Linked DNA regions of Homo sapiens: region 2 is linked to region 1. A link is a loop called in an ENCODE intact Hi-C map of the cell type or tissue named here. Cell type or tissue: psoas muscle. All regions are shown on one strand.

Region 1 (2,500 bases):
TAATGCTCATAATAGATTTAAAACCATCTTCTAGAGATGTGAAACATGGTGAGGCAATAGTTCTTTTTGTAGGTAAACATGATATTTTCTACCATTCTACAATTTCTTTATCTTGCCATTTATCAAAGGAAATCTCCAGTTAGTTATTTATCTGAAAGGCAGAACCTCTGATCTTAAAGAATTCTTATTCCTTCCCTGGTTGCCTTCTTCAGGCTTTACTTCAATTTTTCCTTAAGCCTTGAATTATTATTTTTAGTTAGTAGAAATATGATTCTTCAATATTAGTTCCAAACATATAAAGTTACGAAGACTAGAGAAGATTTAATAGTCATTGTCATTATCTATTGGACTCGTGTGTTGATTGATTGTCTTTCAAGTCTCTCAATATATTTACTGGTGCAATGTAGTAATACAGTTTTCAGACAAAACCAAAGGGGGCTACTTGTGATCTGTTATCTCTTTTGACTTATTATATCAATTTAGACATGATTTCCATTAAGGCCACAGAAAAATGTTTAGTTGTCCTTTCCTCAAACCACACTCTGGGCATGTGAAGTGACATCCAAGTTCTCTCTACACCGTCATCGGCATCTTTTGGCAACAGTTGCTCTATTTTTTTTTTGATGCTGAAGCAATATCTGAGGTTGATGTGAGCTTAAAAAGGTTGTTATTTTATTCCTGTCACAGGTGCACACTGGAGGAACATTTAGTTTATGCCTAAGTTCTCAGCTCTTGTCCTCAGTTGCTCTCTCATTTTGATATCCACCTCATCTCTCATCTTCTGAAGATCACCTCATCACCACGTCTTCGATGGCTCTATCATGTCAAACCTCTTTTGGCAAAAACAGTTGTTGCAAACCAGGTCCGGCCTTGTCTCTCAGGCTACATTATTTGTTGTGCATTCCCGTGTTCCTTCTGAGGTAGATTTTCCTGAATTACTTCCCTGTACACCCTTTCCTGCTTCTCCTGACCTCCATGACTGTGGGTACCCTTTTCTCTTCACTGGAATCCTCTTTCTCTCTTTACTAATATGGATAATTGCTATTGTTTTTCCAGATTCAGTTTTAGTGTTATCTTCTTTGTGAAGCTGCCTCTACTCTCTTAGGAAGCATTGAGCCCCTCTCCTTTTTGGGGGCCCACACTTTTATCAGGGTTCACTGTATGCTATAATCAGTTGTTTTTGCATCTATTTCCTCACCAGGTGAGCTCCTTGAAGGAAGGAATTGTTGGCTATTCATTTTGTATCCTCAGCAGATTGCACAGCACCTAGCACATGATTAGTTGACTGAGTCTAACACTCTGGCTTAGGGGCATTATGAATAATCAAGATTTGGGTGGAGGTACAGAGTGCTGAGCTTTGCAGAGGCTGAACCCACCTGAGTGGAGATTGGGGATGCTTCTGGGGGAGGGCAGTGGTACCATTTATTGATGGTTGATAGGATGCCACATTTAGACATTGACATCTTCTGTGCATTTTACTTATTTCTATTAATTAAAAAAAAAAGTCTATGAATCCTTTCTCTTAGCCCCTCCAAGGCCAAAAGACAAAAAAAGTCAGAACAGACATTAATCAAGTAAAATATCATATTTTAAATTCCAATTATCTTAACAAAAATCCCTGGAATCAGTGTGGGTCTTTTCTTTAGAAGAGTTCAAATAATTTCACAAATGTTACTCATTTATCTTCTCAACATTATCTGTCCATATTTCACCAACACAGAATTTTCTAGCAGAATGGAATTCCACCTGGGGCAGCAAGCTCAGTGGGAATGTTCCAATCAACCCAGATGACTGACCCCTGCTAAGAATGGTAGAGAGAAAGGTAATTCTTGCATTTGCTACAATTTAGAGTGGTAACTCTTTTCCCTTCATGTTTCTGTAAAAAGAGATGAGGGCAGATGATGGAAGAACCAAGAAGCAACGACACAGCAGAGAACTCGGTCCATATCTTGAAACTCCAATTAGTGATGATTTCTATAAAACTTGCCTTTTGAGGGACATCTTACATTGTTTCTCAGTGGATTCAAAATCAGAACTAACATTTACATAAAAACTTAAGCTTTACAAAGAGCTCTTGATAAGAGCTAGATATTTTTATCCCCATTTTACAGATAAAAGAACTAACACTCACAGAGGATAAAAGAACTTGCTCAAGGGCACACAGCCCCATAAGTGGCTGACTTGAGCTAGGTTCTTCTTTCTTTAAATCCTCTGCTCTTTTTCACTTCTCCTTGTGGCCTTGGAATACTTCAAAAGAAGTGTTGCTGGAGCTGGTTTTACCAATTGTAAAGAACAGAAGGAAGCTAAATATAAACCAGCCTGAGAGAAAACTTTGCTTTCAGTCAAGGCCAAACATGGTCAGCCTTTATTAATCCTTAGCTATGAATTTTCACATCTTATGCATGTTCTCTTTTGTCATCTGTTTCCTCAAAATGAGGCCTTGGTCCTAGAGCAAAAGACAGAGAGAGTCTAAAATGTCACATCTAGCTCGTAGCCCAAG
Region 2 (2,500 bases), 390 kb before region 1:
GGACTAATATGCACAGCCTTGAGGGCAGGGAGGAGGTACATGTGATCCACACATTGGAATGTTCAGAGCAGGGATTCAAGGCTTTGTCACATTGAGTAATTGCCACATTGACTAAGATCACAAAGCAAGAAGTGAAACCAGAAGTGAAAGCTAGGACTATGCTGCCTACTATTTTTATAGCTTTAGTGTTTGCTCATTGTCTGGTTCTCCGTAAAGAAGTCTGATTTTAAAAGCTCTATTTAAATACACTTCATTTGTCTATTTCAGGAGAGATTCAAATATATACTTGGCAGATACCTGATAGAACTGGTCCTACCTCACTGGACTTTGAATGCATACCTTGGTTTTACTATTCAACTGTATCTGTGGCTAAGGTAAATTTTAAATCAAATAACAGTTCTTATCCTATCTCCTCCCAGAAATTATAACGGAAGGAAGAAGGTATTTATCATTGCTCTTAAGAACCTTAGTTCCATGTAAACTTTCTATTAAGTAACTTAATTACTGTTCAGCTTTTATTCCTACATTGGTCTGCATTTTTCAAGAGCAAAATAAACTATTACCTCATGATTACTTAGGCTTATAATTCTTTGCATAATCTCACTGTGAATTGAAAAATATATCTAATTATACAATAATAGACTATACTTTGTTCCACTGAATAGTATTCGAATTACAGAAAACAACATACACTAAAGAATTTTAAAATTCAGTTGGATGTGGTGGCTGATGTCTATACAAAAAATTTTAAAATTAGCCAGGCGCAGTGGCACATGCCTGTAGTCCTAGCTACGGGAGGCTGAGGTAGGAGGATTGCTTGAGTCCAGGAGTTCAAGATTATGCTGAGCTATGGTCACTCCATTGCCTAGGTGACACAGCAAAACTTGGTCTCTAAATAATAATAATAGTAACAATAGTAATCATAAATAAAGAATGGTATAATTCTATGATTAATAAGAAATATATATATACATATTGTGTGTGTAGGGGGGTGTATGTGTGTGTGTGTTTATATTTAAAACCCTCAACTATAGGGTTCAAGTTTATTTGCACTAAAAAAAAAAAAAAACAGTGCAAGTATTCTATTTGAACTCTTATCTTGGCCCACTCTGCCTGGAACAAGAATCTACACAGAGATTTAATTCAAAAACAAAATGAAGACAAACAAACCAAGACTCTCAACTAAAAGCTGCTGCAGGGGCAAAAGCACAAAGGTGAAGGGACTAACTCCTTTAGACTTCCTGCCAACCAACTTCAATGCCAGGAATTCTAATTAAAACCAAAATTCTTTTTTTATTAAAATGTCAAAAATAGAGCTAAATCCACTGAAAAATGTATCTAAAATCCCTTTCAGAGGTTTGGTGTTCTCTTTAGACTTCAACTCTAATGAATGAGGTTACAATTTTTCTTCAATCAAACATTGAGCATGTCAAATATTTTGTTCTTCACTCTCAGAATCCTGATAATTAAAAACTCAGGATTTGACCTCATTAAAAACTAAAACCGGATTCTACCTCTTTTATTTTGTGGGGGAAAATGTTAGTTGTGGCCACAGTGAACGATCTTGCTTTGCCTCCTCAGGACCTTCACAGTGGACTGGTAGGCCCTCTCTCTGTATGCCGCAAAGACATCAACCCCAACATAGTTCACCGTGTTCTCCACTTCATGATATTTGATGAGAATGAATCCTGGTACTTCGAAGACAGTATCAACACCTATGCTTCAAAACCAAACAAAGTGGACAAGGAAAATGATAATTTTCAACTCAGCAACCAAATGCACGGTAACATTCACTCACTGACTCACCAATGGTAACCCACAGGTTGCTCTGCACAAATGAAACAGATGAAAGGGCCTCGCTCCACACTGTTTATAGAATTCAACTACATATAACTGGTATGGATCATGTAGACCAGGGGTCAGCAAATTTTTTCTGCAAAGGGCCAGATAGTAAAGAAGTTAGGCTTGCAGGCCACATGGTCTCTATCATAAGCCATACTCTACTCTGCCACTGTAGAATGAAAGTGGTCACAGACAATAGGAAAACAAATGAAAGTGGCTGAGAGCCAAAAACTTCATTTATGGATGCTGAAATTTGTATCTCATAAAACATGTCAAGAAATAATATTATTAAATTTTTTTTCAACTATTTAGAAATTTTAAAACCATTCTTAGCTCATGGGCTGCAGTAACAGAGGCAGTGTGCTGGACCTTGCCCATATGCCACAGACTACTGATTTAGCAAGCACAGCAAATTCTCATGCTTTCTAGAGCTATGTAGACAATGTAAAAATAGGAACATCAGCTGTCATTTCAGGAGGAACTTACTACCATAATTTTCTAAGTATTTTGCTTGGATGAACACAGACAGAGGTGGGGCTTGGGGCAAACCAAAGTGAACATGGCCCCACCCACACTTCCCCATCACATTACCTTCACAGGCAGAACTTTTGAAAACTTCATGCTCATCAACCAAAATTATTTTATAGGTTGACTGTGA

Evidence for each region. Hi-C counts contacts between places; a loop is a spot of excess contacts. Peaks named below come from ENCODE experiments on the same cell type or tissue, not always from the same donor. Only the 100,000 strongest peaks of a DNase experiment are listed, where the experiment ranks them.
Region 2: it touches region 1 in a loop (2.8-fold over the local background); 1 of 110 quality-filtered maps calls a loop at or near these places.

Annotation. Positions count from the first base shown.
Region 1 is chr3:148,853,469-148,855,968 of GRCh38, reverse strand. All of the region lies in intron 9 of CPB1 (carboxypeptidase B1), which reads right to left. Among named protein-coding and RNA genes, the nearest start is that of CPA3, 11 kb to the left of the region's middle. In psoas muscle, no CTCF peak of the experiment used is centred here; no DNase peak of the experiment used is centred here.
Region 2 is chr3:149,243,537-149,246,036 of GRCh38, reverse strand. It overlaps the pseudogene CPHL1P. Among named protein-coding and RNA genes, the nearest start is that of CP, 23 kb to the right of the region's middle. In psoas muscle, no CTCF peak of the experiment used is centred here; no DNase peak of the experiment used is centred here; H3K4me3 peaks cover 288 bases; H3K27ac peaks cover 285 bases.